Linked DNA regions of Mus musculus: regions 1 and 3 are each linked to region 2. The links are chromatin loops, found by intact Hi-C in ENCODE. Cell type or tissue: heart. All regions are shown on one strand. Links, peaks and the distances in the headings refer to the core of each region. The heading gives the core; the rest is flanking DNA.

Region 1 (5,808 bases), core at 430-5,429, 110 kb after region 2:
CAGAGACAGAAGCCTAGGAAAAGTAGGTTCCACCCATCCATGGCCTTAGAGCCCGTGTTCCTCAGTTGTGGGGATGAGGGGCAGCCTTCTACTTCATCTTATCTGAGTTAAGCCAAATTCTTATCTGACCAAAGTCCTCAGCAGAGTTTTCAGGATTAAAGAACCATTGCTGTAACGCTAGATCACGGTAAGTGCTCAATAAATATTTGTGGAATGAATGAATGAGTATATCAACAGTCACTCCATGGAAAGTACAGAAAGCAATGACTTCCTGGTGCCCCTCCAGGTCCTCCACCCACTATGGGCAGGAAAACTGACAATTTCCTGTGTACAACCTCTGCCCCAGACTCCCCAAGCCAAAGCTGGCATGCCGCCCCTTGCCAAGGAGTTCAAGTGGAAGGGCTGTAGACGAGAGACCTGAGTAGGCCTAGAGCTTGAATATGCTCCCAAGCCAAACTCTTTCCTTTGCTTTACAGAAAGCCGTACTATCACAAAGAGCCTGACCTTGCCAGCCTTGTCCCTGCCCATGAAGTTGGTAAGCCTGGAGGAGGCTCAGGCCCGAAGCTTGGCGACAAACCACCCTGCTCGGAAGGAAAGACGAGAGAACAGCCTGCCCGAGATCGTCCCTCCTCCCTTCCACACCGTCCTTGAGTTACCAGACAACAAGTAATTACCATTCTTCAGAACTCTGAAGGGCTTGGGGAGGGAAGGGGGACAAAGGAGTGAGGTGTCCAGTCTCAGGGCCATGAGTGATGACAGTATGATAACCTGGGCGCAGCCCAAGTTGGGTAACAACGGAATTTTCCAGTCCCCACGATTCTCACCAGCCTCAGTAGGGATGGCTTCTTCCACTGCCGCAGACTTACTGTGAACTCTTATCTCCTCCCACAAACCCAGGTGAGTTATGGGTCTCTTCTTCCATGGCGGAGACAAAACAGGCCTGGAGTTTACAAATGCGGCTTGCCAATGAGTGTTTGACACCACCCCCACGCGACACTGCAAACGGCATGGAAATTAGCCTATGCCGGAACACAAGAGGACAAATGGGGGCCACTCTTGTCAGAGGGTCCTTGCTGGCAGCACTTGGGGATGGCATTTCTGACTTCCTTACTTCTTCTCAACCTACTAGACACACACACACACACACACACACACACACACACACTCCTTTCTGTGTCTGTCAGTATATACACATGTGTGTGTTCGTGTGGACATGCATGTGCAGGTTTGTAGGAGGCCATGGGGCAACTTGTTTGTTTATCAGGAGCTAACCACCTTTCAAAAAAACCAAAAAACAAGAAAATGGTCCATCATGGACCTGGGGCTTGTAGAATAGGCTAGGCTGGCTGATTCTATGTCTCCTAGGCACTGGGATAACACGCGTGTACCCTTCTCAGCTTCTTTACATGAGATATCAATCCAACGCAGGTCTTCATGCTAAGTGGCAAGCAGTTTATTGATTGAAGCATTGCCCCAATCTTTCTCCACTCGACAACAAGTCATCATTAGTATCCTCTCTATTTCTTCTTCCACTCCAACCTTAGTCTCTCTAGCCACCCACTTGTCCCACCATGAAAGAAGGCAGTGACTGAAGCAAGAGTCCTAACCCTTTAGAGGGTGTAGGTGAAGGCACCTTTTCACTGGATTGCGCCATGCTTTCTGTTTAGTAATTGACTCCCCAAGACAGCAAGCTGGTTAGCGAGGAAGATGTCTGCTCCCCTGGATAACTAGAGGAGTCCTGTGATAGTGGTGGCATGTCTCGACTTCCCTGGGGAAAGTTCCCTGGCTGTAGTTCTGAAGAAAAGGGGTCTTTGTGTTAACATGTTTGATTACTCAGTGAATCCCCAGACAAGCTAAAGGCAGGTACAACCTGGATTTTAGAGGGAAACTTCTAGAAATATCGGAGTCATTGATGACTCTGTTTTCTAGAGCGATCAGATTGTACCCTCTTAGAACTAAACACACTGCCCCTCTCTCTAAGCCATACAGAATAAGCCTCCTTCCCAGGGATGAACGGCACTTCAGAGAGACCATCTCCTGCATTGTCTCTGCTTTCAGCCACAGCGCTATACTAGCTTAATATATGCAACTCCTTATGATACACATCAAGGCTAAGTCCTTAGATTATCCAGCCAAATGGGATAGAAACCAACAAGTATGCAGACGTGTTTCCAACTGATTGTAAAGACTCCTAAAGCTGAGACCCAGACCTATGGAGAAAAGGCTCCTTGAGAGAATGACGGGTTACAAGGTTTCAAACCTCATCTTTGCGCCAGAGCCTGGCTGGGTGGATCGGAAGCTGGAGTTGCCTCTGTAGTGCCCCCTGGTGGTACTAGGTTCTCATGAGCCAGCCCAGTTGCTATGTCACCAAGCCTCATCTCCATCTCCATAGCCAAGCAGCCTGGTAAAAGGCTGGGCAAGAGGCATGCTGGACCTTATGCTTTTCTTTACAGTGACTGAGGCCAGCCGGCAAGTCACAGCTTCCCTCGGCAACACCCAGACACTTTTGCTCTTTTTGTCTGTTTTACTGTGTTGCTTATTACACGTCCTAGCCATATGGCCACGGGGCAGAAAGCACAGATCTGAGGTCTGTGGTCTTAAATGTTTAAAAGGGTCTATAGTGTGTTAAATGTTTAAAAGGTCTATGGTCTTAATCTTTTTTTGTTTGCTTGCTTGAGGCAGGTCCCTCTACATAGCACTGGTTGTTCTAAAACTCACTCTGTACACCAGGCTGGCCTCGAACTCAGAGATCCACCTGCCTCTGCTTCCCTAGTGCTGGAATTAAAGGCGTGCCCCACCACTTCTGGCTTGATTACACCTCTTTCTTTTAAAAATTTCAGCATGTGTGGAGAGGCAGGACTGCAGTGCTTCATAGACGTTCCACCAGATTTCAGAACTGTGTGTTTGCTTGTGGGCTCTGACCGTCCCACTGACCACTGTCCCACTGCTGGCCTCCCACCGCTGCCTCTGATAGATGACAAACTTTGGCTGTAGTTCTAAAGAAAAGGGTCTTTGCGTTGACGTGTTTGATCACCCAAGGCTTCCCTCAGACAGGCTAAAGTCAGGTACAACTTGAATTTTAGAGGGAAACTTCTAGAAATACCAGAGCCCTTCACGACTGAGACTATAGTTGTAACGCTCTCTCTCAATTTTGCAATCGCCCTCCAAACAGCAAGGCAGAGGTGATCATGAGTTCAAGCCAGCCTGGTCTACTTTTTTTTGAGACCCTGTCTCAAAACAAAACACTGCCTGGAAATGACACGTGCTCCACTAACGTGTGTGTACGGCTTGGTTCTTTCAGGAGAAAGCTTTCCAGCAAATCAAAGAAGTGGAAATCGATATTTAACCTGGGACGTTCTGGATCGGACTCGAAGTCCAAGCTGAGTAGAAACGGGAGTGTGTTCGTGAGAGGCCAGAGGCTGTCAGGTGAGAATTGGCACCATCCGTGCCATGCGCTTGTGCTGTGACCTTAGCCCAGTTGCACATTTGATCACAGCAAATTAACCAGGCCAGAAAGGAAACTTTCAGATTCACTTGAGTTTTGTTTTTTTAAGACGATGAGGAAGAAGAAGATGATGATAACGGTGATGATGATGACGTTTTACTTACAAACATCTATAGCATCCATAAAACCCCCTAATGCTAACATCTTTCACAACTGTTATCAAAATCAAAAATATAATTTTAATACTATTAACTGATTTGCATATCTTAAAATTCACACTTAGCCAGTTGTCCCACCAATGTCCTTTTCTGGTCTAAGCCCAAACCTGGAATTAATATTTCATTTGGTTGTCGTCTATCTTCAGTCTCCTCCAAGGGGGAACCGTTCTTTAGTTTCTCTGAACACGATACTTTGGAGATTTTGTAGAACTCTATGTGGGCATGTCTGAGGTTTGCTTGTGGTTAGATTGAAGTTTATGAAGTTTTTCAGTCTACAAAGGCTATGCTCTGTGTGCCTCTGGGCCATGTCCAAGGTACATGATGTCAATCCCTTATTGTCTGTGAGGTTGGTTAAGGTTATTTGGTTAGAGCACCGTGTGTCATGTAATTCAAGAGCCTCTGTCAGGTCTTTCCTGCACTGGTTATTTCCATCATTTTCCCAAATAGCTATTCTCTACTAGTTGGAATGCAGCTTAAGGAGAGCCTGTACCTTCACCTTGAGAGCAGAGATCTTAAGTGGGGTTCTTCTCCACGGGTTTACTCCTGAGCAAAGAAAAGAAATTGATTAAAAGAGGAATCAAGGAAATGGGACTCTAATATCAAATCTAACTGATGCATTCTGAATATTGTGTCAGGAGAGGAAGAACAAGAAAAACGTCTACAATGACTTATGCGAGGTGTGAACGCACAAATACAAGGATCAAACAAATCTCGTTTGGATTCTGTCTGTCTGTCCATCTGTCTGATGTCCGTCTGTCTGTCTGTCTGGTTTTTAAGAGCTACAAAGACACCTTTGAGGGCAGATAGGAAATTGTGGGTATGCATTGGCTACTATGTGACTCTGAGGAATTATTACATTTTATAGCATTTGTTTGTTCTTAGGAAGTGTATGCTACAGTTGAAGGATTTAAGATGAAGTGTCAAAGTATCAAAACTCGCTTTCAAATGATTTAAGGAACTATAGGTATAGAACAAACAGATCAAATATGCAGAAAGACGCCAACAACTGTTGAAACTAGGTGGTGGGTTTAGAAAAGTTCATAACATTTGTGAATGTTTGAAATATTCAGTTGGTGTTAGGAGGAAATGAGTCCCTATAGGGAAAATGAGAGGTAATAGCTCTAAATTCTTTATCCAGGCTAAGTAATAATTTCACAACAAGGAACAGAAATTAGAAATATGAGACACCTGAGTTGAGTTCGCCTGTTGCATAATGAAGGATGTATGGTGGACAGCAGCCACAGCAATTTTGACTATAAATAAAAATAAATCCAGTTCAGTGGCAGAGAAGGTGTTGGGTAACTTAACCAAGAGTGTCTTCATTGCCTCGTGCCCGCCTCAACTCTTCTGTCCCCTTTCTGTCAACGCCATCCTAAAATGGCTTCCTTGGCTGTGGCTATTAAAGGCAGCTTTTCTCTTTGAGCATTACTGTCCCCAAAGGCAGAAGAAATGTCATCAGTGTCCTGCCTTGCATCTTCCCTGGTCTCAGTAGCCATCACTGGATCGCAGGGCAAGGCTGACTGACCTGGGTTCTGAACCAGTCATTGGCACAGATGGAGATTAAACCTCAGAAGTGCAAGAGCCCTGGGAAGAGAGCAGAGGGGATGGGATTCTGGGTAGACCTCTGTGGACAGTTTTGCCGTAAGCACACCTTTCATAAAATGCAGAACTAGCCCAAGTGACGAGGGCAGAGTGTCAAAGGATGGCAGAAGTGTACAAACAAGAAATCAGAACTCTCCGTGAACAATGCGGAGGAAGAGAGAGTACCTGACAGGAAACTGCTAGTCTGTGCTGAGAGACTGCACACATCAAAGAGAGGATTTGTTACACAATGGAAGAGGCCAGGAATAAAAAAGACAAAACCCAGGAGAGAGAACAAAGTGAATGAACAAAGTTGCAATAAATGCCAGGCTATGCTATCGAATTAGGAAGGGTTCACTTACCCCCAGGTGATTTTTCAAAAGGCTCAAATCCAAGGTGCTGGACCGAACTGTGGCTGTGGTCGTGGGGTGTCTTCTGACAGAGCAGTGTGTCTCAGAGTCACCTAGAAAGTGGCTCACAGCCACCGCAGTTTCTCCAGTCTGTGGCAAGGGTTTTTAAAAGGCTCCCTACACAGTTCTGCCACCCAGCCAAGGTTGAAAGCCA
Region 2 (5,808 bases), core at 466-5,465:
TCAGGTCCCTGGGATTGCCAAGTTCTTGGCCTTTTATTCAAAGAATTGAAATCAAAGCACACACAAGTTTGCAAAAGTAGCAAGGAAGCTATACTTAATGTGAAGTGATAGAAAAGGTCAGAAGACAGTGCAAGAGACCAGTGGCCACATGAGCCCAGGTACTGAAGAACTCCTGTTTATGTGTGGGGCTGGCTTCCTTTTATGGAGCTCAGTAAAACTTTAGTTATTAAGGGGTATAGTGAGAATTATTCTCTCCTCTTACTGATAGATTAGGTTATGTAATGAGTTTTCTGTGGTATGCTCCCCGTCCCATAAGTCGTCTGATTTTAATCATAGGCATGCCTGAGTATGCATAGGTGTATGTGTAGGTATATGTGTAGGTATATGCACAGATATATGCATAGGTATCGGATGGTAATTAGGAGATTCTCCCCTAAAAGTTCACTCGAGGACACAATTTTGCTTAATTGTGAATGAACCCAAAACCAGTTCAGACCAGATCTGTATCTCCATACTTTGTACCCAGATACATTGGAAATGTATTTGAATAAAAACTGCCTTTCGTGATCGAAGTGCAGAAAATAATGGGACCCTAAATCATGAATCCACTCCCAAGGCTCGGGGACCATCACTGAAGATGGAGGAGAAAGACTGTAAGAGTCAGAAGTTTGAGAGAACAAGCGCAGACCACTGTCCTCTGGACATGACAGGACCTCTGTCTGCACTCATGAACTTATGTGGTTATCCACCCAAAGCCCACACAGGACCAAACCAGTCAACATAGCAAGGAAGCAGAAGGGCTCATGAGCTCCCACCACTCATCAAGAAACTATCAACACCTGGTAGCATCTAGGGGAAGAAAGGTAGTTTTACTTAAGAGTCTGGAGCCATGCGCAGTTGACCATGTGACAGCCCCTAGAGCAGAGGTTCTCACCTACCTAATGCTGTGACCCTTTAATACAGTTCCTCGTGTTTTGCAGACCCCTAACCATTCTGTTGCTGCTTCATAGCTGTAATTTTGCTACTGTTATGGGTGTTAATGTAATTATCAGCACTTTCCAATGGCCTTAGGTGATCCTGTGAAAGGGTCCTTTGACCTCCAAGGGGTCGAGACCCACAGGTTGAGAAACATTGATCTAGGGCCCCCACATAGGGGATGAATATTATCAAAATATATTGTGTGAAAGTGCTAAAGAATTGATTTTAAAAATGTTTCTGAAAGTTGTCCTCTGGCTTCTGCATAGGTGCCATGCCCTTTTCCCCAACACATGCCATCACTGCCATCCACATACAAAGAAATGAAATGTAATTATAAGTTTTTAGAATGAAACAGGAACTATAGATCAACAGCAGAGTGTGTGTCTAGCATACTCAAGTCCCTGGATTCAATCTTTAGATGGGGCGGTGAAGGGAGAGAGAGAAAGAGGGAGGAAGGGTGGCGAGGGAGGAAGGGTGGCAAGGAAGAAAGGAGGGAGGGAGAGAGAGCACCACATATACATAGACACAGACACAGAAAGGAAGAAAGAAAATGAAAGGCCAGTTTTTGCTGTTGTCTTCAAAATCAAGCAAAAACAAACAAAATACCTCAAAGTGAAGATTATTACCTTATTATCCTTAATATAAGGATAAATAGATTGTTTTATACCAGTAAAAGATGAGTCAGCTCTTAAGGGTAAAAAATCTAAAATATTAATAAACCAATAACAGACCCTCAGTGCATACACAGTTTTTTAAAAATCCTGTGAGATATGTGCTAAGAAATGGGCCCATCCACAGTTACAGCCAGAGATGAAATATTCTAGTATCAATAACCCAGAACTCTAGATCTTGGATCCCCCACTCCCTCTAGAACTATAAACTGAAGCAAACCTCTTTTCTTTCTATGTAGGTGTCCTATGTAGCAGCAGAGCATTAACAAACCCCCCACTAATATTGACCAAACAGGAATTTAAAATTGCCAGACACGGTGGCACACACACCTTTAATCCCAGCACTTGAAAGCCAGGTGGCTCTCTCTGAGTTCAAAGCCAGCTTGGTTTACATAGCAAATTCCAGGCCAACCAGAGCGACATTGTGAGACCCTATCTCAAAATAAAAAAAAATAATAAAAATAAATAAAATAAAAACACACATGGCGAAGAGGAAATGGAAAGGCATTATCAGAGGCTGAAGTTCCTGTCATTCACAGCGGGGAGTTAACAGACAGTGAGGCAGTTCCACCAGGAAACTGACGTCAGCGATGCCTGCACAGGCATTACAACCGCAAGGCTAATCACCCAAGGAACTGAAAAGGACCTCTGAACAAGAAAAAATGTCCCCTTTACTACTTGATGGTATTTTGGTTGTGAGCCTAGCCTTTAACGGCTGAGCCATCTCTCCAGCCCTATTTGATGGTATTTTGTACTTTCCGAATTCTTTAGCCAAACATATGTATTGCTTTTAAAAATAAATGCCCCTTGTTTGGTTTTATCATTTTCCTGTTGCTTAATTTTAGATTTAAGACACATGGGGAAAGTTTAATATGTCTATTTTTAAAAGTTTTATGGTCTGTACATTTATCCTTTCCAGACAAAGCTCTGCCACTTCACAGTCTGACTCTACACGGCGTTTTCCAAAGAAACACTAAACCACATCCAAAAATAACAGAAAGGCAATTTAAATCTTCATCTCCGTACCACGGAAACATCAAAGGAGGATTCATTTCGTTAGACAGAACAAAATTGCTTAAAATCCCCTCTCCGACTGTCTCTCAATACCTCACGCCATATGGGAGATGATCAATCTTTCCCCTACTCCTTGTTGGGGAAAGCCAGTATGATGTGATAGTCCTTCCAAGGGAAAGTCTAACTTGAAATTTAAAAACCTACCCTAAATGCCTGAGATTTATCCTGCTGGTTTTGAGATCTCTAGCAAAACCCTTGTTTCCTGCTCTGGACATCCTAAAGTAGGTTTTATTCGTCTTTTCGTTCTCAGAACTAAGTGCCCCCGCCTCCGTAGTAGAGCTACACTGATAGCGGTGTCTCTCATACCAAATGCACACTGAAACTGTGAGTTTGGAATATTTGAATTTGGAACATTTGGAATACAGCTTTTATGGGAATGGGAGTGGGCGTGGGTGAAAAGGAAGGAAACGAATGTTTACTGAGTATCTACCGCGGGGCAGACTCAATGCCTGTGTGGTGTGACGTGTCTCTTGGTGTTCTGTTCTGGCTCAGTAATTCCCAAGTGGAGCATGAAAGGTACACACGGAGAAGTACAGAAAGTTCAAATGAGCCCCCGTGGAGCTCCGATGCTCTCCACTGTATGTGCGAACACACACACTATAAAACCTTCCTCTACCCTTAGCGCACATAAAAGGGAGACACGAGACGCTTTGCCAAGAAGGCTGCATCTGCAACCCTGCTTGGACTATAAACGTTAAAGATGAGAAAGGAAGATAAATAACTTCATGGAAACTCTGGGGTGGGTGTGCAGATGGCTCTGTGTAAACATGTGTATGCTACACGTGTATTTATAACAAATACAGATTCAAAGATGCCCACTAGATGGCAAACCCACATCTCAAATGTTAGTGTTGACTGAGATTTCCCCCTTCTGGAGGTCTGGGGAATTTTAAGAACTCAAGCCAAATTCCTGAAAGGCCGAAATATTGTATATAGTTTAAGACTACACAAATAAACTCTGGGATGGTGATCTTACAGATAATTTCTAGGAATACAGGGTAAAATTACATCACCTCTTAACTCTACAGCTACTCATGGACATGCAAACAGGCAGTATTAATATAGATGGATTCCCTCAGCAAACCATCTATGATTGTGGGACTAAAGCAAGTGACGAGAGGTAAAGATGAGATTCCAAGCAGCCTCTCTCCTGGGCTGAGATACTGAGCCAGGGTGTGCTTCCTGCCTCCTGTCTCACTGAGGCAAGTGGGGAGGAGCTATGAAGAAGCTACTATTGCCCCACACCTTCTTGCCTTCCTCCTCACCACCCAGGTTTAGCTGACCCCGCGCTACAGGACCTAGTCTGGACTCAACTCTGTAACACATTATCGAATCCTATCTAGTTCCTCCCTCCACACAAGCAAGATTTGCCAGCAGTCTCGCCCATATCCTGTACAGACTTGAGCAAACCCTGGTCTCATACGCCCCTGAGTATATCTTTAGAATTCTTGCCTTGCAACCAAGGGGAGTGTGTTAACCACGTGGAGGTTCACTGAGCTAGTTAAAGCATATCAAAACATAAAGGTTGCGAGTGTGTGTCTTTTAATTCGAGAATCCAGAGAACTCTGGTGGGTAGCGAGAAGCGTGACCACCACCACCACCACCGGGAGCTCAGTGCGGTTTAATAATTTACTGCTACGCACCAGACACTCTGACTTTGGGACTTTGGTACATCCAGCTTGCCATCAATCTCACAGTATGCTGCACATCCCACCAGTGGAGGGATGATGCTGTCTTCCAAACTCCACATGTCCACATCAATCCCAAGGTAGACATAGGGAATGCGCTCCACTGTGTTTGTCAGTGTTCTGTTGCTGTGACAAACATCGGAGAAAGTTATCTTAAAGAAAGGTGTGTCCCGTCCACCCAAATTATAGAGGCGTAAGTTCATGGTCTGCCGGCTTCGCTGAATGTATGCTGAGGTAAGACAGGGACGTCATGGTGGAAGGGTACGATTAAAGTCAAGCTGCTCACTTTATTCCAAGCAGATTGGGGAGTGGGCAAGCCTGGGGCAGGGATGACTTTCAAAGGCTTGCTTCTAGTAGTCATTTTCCAGATAGGCCTCACCACTAATCACGTGTTTAACAATGGATTCACCAAGTAATGGTGAACACCAATGAACAATGGATTGATGAAGTTACAAGCCTGCTGATCCAATCACCTCTCAGTAGTGTCACCAGCCAGTGACACTTCTTCTCTACATAAGAACCTTCACTATATAAGCCTTATATATGTATAAACCGTAATGGTCTGTGAATGTATTGACAGGCCAGTCCAATCAATGAATAAATACGAAATACAAATACATTTCACAGACTTCCAAAAATCTGTGTTCAGGCCCTGAGATAGAGGAAGAAGATAACTCACCAAATCTGTCACGGAGAAGTGGAAGCCTATGGTGACTCAGGGAGTCAGAAGGAGGCACTGGGCTGTTCCAGGGGCTCTGCAGAGCCTCCCTTTCTCTGGTTCCCAAACAAACACCTTGGTGTCCTTCAAAATGTGATAGTTCCCTTTGTTGCAGGTACCCGCAGTCACTGACGTCTTAAAAATACTAGATAGGAATGTGCAATATTATTGTTACAAAAATGTTCTATTCTAGAATGTATTTGGTGTTATCTTACCGTTCCTAATTTATAAACTGAATCTGCACCTGGGTATGCATATACAGAAAACGACATTGTATGAAAGGTTTGATACAGTGTGACAAGTCCTGCAGTTTTAAGTCTCCATTGAGATCTTGAAGCATCTTCCTGTGGATTAAAGGGGAGCACAGTATGTGAAACGGTCCTTGACTTCCCACAGCCCACTGTCTCCTACAACCACAGGGACCTCTGTCTATTTACAGAAGTCCTCCTTGACCACCCTGGAGCTGCTTGCTAAGACGAATGTTTGTGTACAGTTGTTTAGCTATCATCCCAGCTGCAGCTATAGATACTGCCTGGAGACTGCACCAGGAGAGAGCTTCCATAACAAAGCACGGCAAACTGAGTTTAAACAAAAACACTACGTTGTCCTACCACTGCAGATTCTAGAAATCTAAGGTTAAGGTGCCCTTATGAGGATTCGCTCTGTCTCACACTCTTCT
Region 3 (5,808 bases), core at 602-5,601, 190 kb after region 2:
CCCAGCACTAGGAAGGCTGAGGCAGGAAGAGCGCATTTAAGACCACCCTAGGCTGTGGGTCTTGCCACATAGCCTTCAATACACAGTGTGCAGTGTGATCCTGTTCCAAATGAAAAGATGGAACTGGAAATGTGCTCAGTTGGTGGCCTGCCTCTCCAGCACACACTGGTTTATTTCTCAGCACCACAGAAAGCCGGCCAATATTGGCACTGCCCTGTCTCCTAGCACCTGGGAGGGTGGAGGAAGGAGGAACAAGAGTTCAAGGCCAGCCTGGGCTACATGTGACCCTGTCACAGAATGGAAACCAAAGGGGGAAAAGGTGGGCCAGGTTAGCTCGGGGCCCTGGAAACCCCAAGCATCTCTCTCAGGGTGTGAACGAGAAGCTTGGCGCTGTAGACCTGAACTCTACCTAGACCTCTAGAGCCCACAGCCCGGGCTCCCCATTTCTCCGACACAGCCCCGCCGCTCTCATCTACTCCAGTTGAGTCTTCCCCTTCACAGAGGAAGGCGCTGCAGAGATGGCTCTGCAGGGTGGGTGGGGCTCTGCAGGGTGGGTGGGGCTCTGCAAAGGCAGTTAAAGTGATGTGAGTTTCATCGAGGAAGTCTGGTCACGATCACACTTGCTAACTGCTGTGTTTTCCGGACTTTATTCTTTCGAGAGCACTTCATGAAGCTTTAAGAAGCCCAAGGTCCTTTGAGATGGCAGAGTATATACCTCTGGCGATCCTTGCTTTATTCCCCAAACATGAATTCTCTTTTCACCCAGTTCCTTTGCATTTCTTGTCACCCGCTAGTTTTATTAATAGCCTTCTACTTAGAGAGGGAACCCTGTTTGTGCCAACCAAGTAGTCCTGTGCGCGCTGCTTGGACCCTGTGCACTTTTGCTTGTGTGAGTTAATGTTACTGAGTTGGTGAGTTTGTAGCTGTTCCCACCAAGCTCCTTCAGGTTGCTGAAATGCTAGCGAAAGGGCTTGTGGTTTTGTTCATGGCTTGTTTTAGTAGCCTTGAATGGATTTATTTAAAGGTACAACATTCCAAACAAACCTTCAGAAATGGTTAAAACGGGCTTGTGAGATGGCTCAGCGGTTAAGAGCACTGACTGCTCTTCTGAAGGTCCTGAGTTCAAATCCCAGTAGCCACATGGTGGCTCACAACCATCCATAATGAGATCTGACACCCTCTTCTGGAGTGTCTGAAGACAGCTACAGTGTACTTACATATAATAAATAAATCTTTGGGTCAGAGCGAGCAGGGACTGAGTGAGCGGAGTTGACCAGAGCGAGCAGAGGTCCTAAAAATTCAATTCCCAAGAAGGCTCACAACCATCTGTACAGCTACAGTGTACTCACATATATAAATAGATAAATAAATCTTAAAAAAAAGAAAAAAATGGTTAAAACATACATAGTCTAGGGAAAAGCTCCAAAACTAATCAAAAATCTGTATTTTTAGGTCAGCAGCGCAATGGCCGTGGGAAAAGAAAAATTCTACAGCATATTTCCGAGGATCAAGGTGATTATATTCTTAGACCTGTAATAATGATGTTACCTTAAGGGTATAATGTATCTTGTTGCTCAAAGGAATTGCTAAGATAGTTAAAAAATGAATGTGGAATGGTGGCCAGGCATAGTGATGCACAATCGTAATCTTGCACTCAAGAGACAGAGGCAGGATGTCTTTAATATTGGGTTCTGAGCCAGCCTGGTCCACATAGTGGGTTCCAGGCCAGCCAGAGTTATACAGTGAGACCCTGTCTCAAAACAGCCACCATCACCACCACCAACAACAGAGACTTGGATTGGCAAGATCTTAGACTAAAGAATTCAATTGTGGTGGTGGTTAGTTTTTTTGTCAACTTGACCCAAACTCGAGTCACCTGGGAGGAGGTAACTTCAGTTGACAAAATACTGCAATCAGATTGGTGTATAGGCATGTCCTAACGGGCATTTTCTTGATTGATTGGTGATTGATGTGGGAGGGCCCAGTACCTCCCCTGTGTCCGTGGTCCTTGGAGATATAAGAAAAGCAGCTGATGGGATGGGAGAGATGGCTCAGGGGTTAAGAAAAGGCACTGACTGCCCTTCCAGAGGTCCCGAGTTCCTTTCCCAGCAACCACATGGTGGCTCACAGCCATCTTTAATGGGATCTGATGCTCTCTTCTGGTGTGTCTGAAGACAGCTTCAGTGTACTCATTCATATACATTAAATACATTAATGAATCTTTAAAGGAAGAAAAAAAGAAAAGCAGCTGAACTTGATCCTGGCCTTGGAAACAAGCCAGTAAGTGGCTTTCCTCAGAGGTTCCTGCTTTTGCCTGAGTTTCTTCCCTTATCCCCTGAAAGATCAGCTATGATGGGGATATGCAAGCGGATCAGACCCTTTCCAGCTTTTGGTCCTGGTGTTACCACCACAATAGAAAGCAAACTAGGAGGCTTGCTTGCCAAACCACTCACAATTCAAAGGCGGTCCCTCCCACCCAACAGCGGTACTGAATGGGTATTCATAGAGCGCCACCTGCCGAGCAGAGAGGGTATCCTTTTCCTGTTTCCAGTTCCCTAGAAGCAGCGTCATTGTGCTTCAGTCTCAGGTGGTTAACACAGCAGGAGTTACCTTCACCAGGTCTCTGGGCATTCTTGTCCTCAGACCTTGTGGCTGCCCAACAGTGCTCAGTGTCATAGACTGAGGCTAGGAGAAATGGAGCAGGAAGACAGGATAGAAAAATGGAGACTCTTGGCTGTGGTGTTCTGCCTCCTATCCCCGTGCTGAGGAGAGCACCTGCTGGGTAAACACAGGGTCAATGTCTGTGGAATGGGTAAAGAGGAAGGCCGTGAAGGGGGAAGAGTTTGTAGTTATTGTGGTGGTGTGCTGTCTATCAGAGTTATCTATCTTCCATCCACCTGGCTTGGACAGTGGACTTGAGAATACACTTGGGCCAACACCCATCCTTCAGACTAATTCTCTGATTCTCACCTTTGTTCCTATATAGCCGAGATTATCCTTGAACTTGAGACCTGCTTGCTTTCCAAGTAGCTAGGATTATAAGCATGTAGTCACTGTGCCTAGCTCTTGCCTTTTTTTGTTTGTATATTTTGAGATGAGGGTCTCACTTTGTAGCCCTGGCTGGCCTGGAGCTCACCATGTATATAGTGCAGGCTGCCCTTGAGCTCACAGAGATCTTCCTTTGCCTCCTGAACGCTGGGATTAAAGGTGTGTGCTACCGCGGCTAGCTTGGTTTTCAAATTTAAGTGTTATATTAGACTTTACAATGCATACACAGCAAAGGCCATGTAGCTGTTCTGGTAAATAGCAATTATGTAGCCACACTGATGTGAGTAGCAGTGATGGTAGGCATTAGATGAAGCTTCCAAAAAGGAAAACCATTCCCTGAAATAGAGATACAGTCACCAGAACATCATTGTCTTAGTTAGGGTCACTATTGCTGTGGCAAAAAAACCATGACCAAAAGCAATTCGGGGAGGAAAAAAGTTTATTGCACTCATGGTCCCATGTTCATCATCAAAAGCCATGAAGGCAGAAACTCACACAGGATAGGAGCCTGGGGGCAGAAGATGATGCAGAGGCCATGGAAGGGTGCTGCTTACTGGCTTGCTCCTCCTGGCTTGCTCACTCAGCTTTCTTATAGAACTCAGAACCACCACCCCAGCCAGGGATGGGACCACTCACAGAGGGCTGGGCCCTCCCCCATTGATCACTAGTTAAGAAAATGTCTTAAGCTGGATCTTATGGAGGCATTTTTCTCAATTGAGGCTCCCTTCACTCTGGTGACTCTTGCTTTTGACAGGCTGACATAAAACTAGCTAGTACAATCATACTCTTAAGATCAGATGCAGGCCAGATGTGGTAACTGACACTAAGAATACTAGTGATTGAGAGTTCACTAATCAATACTAGTGATTGAGAGTTCACTAATCAATACTAGTGATTGAGAGTTCACTAGTCAGGATCAGGAGTTCAAGGCCACATTTAATGATTTTTGAGGATACCGTGGTGTCTCAGTTAGGGTTTTACTGCTATGAAGAGACACCAGGACCAAGGCAACTCTCATAAGGACAGCATTTAAAATTGGGGCTGGCTTATAGATTCAGAGGTTCAGTACGTTTTCATCAAGTTGGGAGCATGACAGCATCCAGGCAGGCGTAGTGCTAGTGGAGCCGAGAGTTCTGCATCTTCATCTGAAAGCTGCTAGCAGAATACTGATTTCCAGGCAGCTAGGATGAGGATCTGAAAGCCCACACCCACAGTGACACACCTGCTCCAATAAGGCCACACTTCCTAATAGTGCTACTCCCTGGGCCAAGCATATCCAAACCCCCAGGGCTACTTGAGAGCCTGTTTTAAAACAAACCTGGATGTAAGTAAAGAAAGGCTTGACACTCCCTGTCTTTATGGGTAAAGTGGGATAGCCTGAGCAACCAAGATGCTGCACTACCCAGGGTCCTCTTCCTTTACCGACCCAGACCCGGTGGAACTATCCCATCTGTGCCAGTGGCATAGTTGGCACTAAATGCTGCATAGGCATTGGGGACATTATGGTATAGGCCACATAGATTTATGTTCTGTGTTTTCTCTGTAGGACAAGCCCAGAAAGAGATCCTCTCATTCTCCTATCTCGGAAAAATCCAAAGCTCGTCGATGCCGAGTACACCAAAAACCAGGCCTGGAAGTCTATGAAAGTAATCAGCAACCGTCTGACTCGAACCACAGCAGTGCTGACTCTAAGAACGTTGCCATCTGGGTAGAGTTTGAGATTAGGCTTCCTCTCAGTGGTGAGATGAGCGCAGAGCAGATTCCCTGCGATGGTGTTAGCGTATGTGTAAATCGCTGTCTCCCAGGGTTCACTCGCGCTGCTATGCTGGGTGTCAGCAACTCTCAAGAGTTGAGTGTAAGCTTTTCCTGTGAGTGGCCAGATAGTAAATGTGGGGCTACCCAGGTCATTACTGCATGGCCTGCTGTAGCAGAGGCAGCTCTCACATTGTGACTATTCCTAGTTAGTATTTATGGACACCAAAATCTGGATTTCATATGAAATTTGAATTTTATGTAATTTTTTTCTTTTTTTTGTTGTTGTTTGTTTTTATTTTTAAGATTTATTTATTTATTGTACACTGTAGCTGTGTTCAGACACTCCAGAAGAGGGTGCCAGATCTCATTACAGATGGTTGTGAGCCACCATGTGGTTGCTGGGCTTTGAACTCAGGACCTTCAGAAGAGCAGTCAGTGCTCTTAGCCACTGAGCCATCTCTCCAGCCCTTGTTTTTATCTTTGAGACGGGGTGTCATAATGTAGCCCTGGCTGTCCTGGAACTCAGTATGTAGAACAGGCTGGCCTTGAACTCACAGATCCATCTCCCTCTTCTGAGTTCTGGGATTAAAGTCTTGTGCCACTACTCCTGCATTTTATAGGATTTTCACATATCAAAAATATTTTTCTTTCCCTTGATTCTCCCCAGTCACTTGAAAATGAAAATATCTAATCCATTGGTTCTATAGCACTGTGTGGTGCCGTGGGCTGTCGTTTACCAATCCCTGGTGTACAGGAATGGTTCTCAGTTGCTGAAGAGCACACCCCAAGAGCTTAAACAATGAGCTCAGTGACTAACTCTGGGGCCCAGGTTCCAGGAATCTTCATTTCATTAAAATCAGAGAAATGTGGCCTTTAGCTCTGAGGTCCATCTGTCCTGACTGACTTCTTGCCATAAGAACGAACATAAAGTCCTAATTTCCTCGTTTGCAATTTCAACAATAAGAAGAAAGCTTTCAGCGTCATGGAGAAAACCTCACTGTGTAT

The links. A loop is a pair of places that touch in the nucleus more often than their neighbours do. Peaks named below come from ENCODE experiments on the same cell type or tissue, not always from the same donor. Only the 100,000 strongest peaks of a DNase experiment are listed, where the experiment ranks them.
Region 1: it touches region 2 in a loop (8-fold over the local background); 21 of 42 quality-filtered maps call a loop at or near these places.
Region 3: it touches region 2 in a loop (3-fold over the local background); 17 of 42 quality-filtered maps call a loop at or near these places.

What each region holds. Positions count from the first base shown.
Region 1 is chr16:38,615,761-38,621,568 of GRCm38, reverse strand. Arhgap31 (Rho GTPase activating protein 31) reads left to right here. Exons shown (of 12, transcript NM_020260.2): 7 at 477-666; 8 at 3,302-3,426. Gm36482 (a long non-coding RNA gene) reads right to left here. Exons shown (of 6, transcript XR_003951954.1): 1 at 5,607-5,808; 2 at 4,154-4,206. Among named protein-coding and RNA genes, the nearest start is that of Gm36482, 3.7 kb to the right of the region's middle. In heart, for the core only: a CTCF peak has its summit at 2,325 (motif pointing left); a DNase peak (open chromatin) is centred at 2,328; H3K27ac peaks cover 721 bases.
Region 2 is chr16:38,727,532-38,733,339 of GRCm38, reverse strand. No RefSeq gene overlaps it. Among named protein-coding and RNA genes, the nearest start is that of B4galt4, 12 kb to the left of the region's middle. In heart, for the core only: CTCF peaks have their summits at 2,222 and 3,573; DNase peaks (open chromatin) are centred at 2,229 and 3,269; H3K27ac peaks cover 1,443 bases.
Region 3 is chr16:38,533,611-38,539,418 of GRCm38, reverse strand. Poglut1 (protein O-glucosyltransferase 1) reads left to right here. Exons shown (of 11, transcript NM_172380.4): 6 at 1,453-1,512; 7 at 4,595-4,694. Among named protein-coding and RNA genes, the nearest start is that of Poglut1, 14 kb to the left of the region's middle. In heart, for the core only: a CTCF peak has its summit at 2,520; a DNase peak (open chromatin) is centred at 2,418.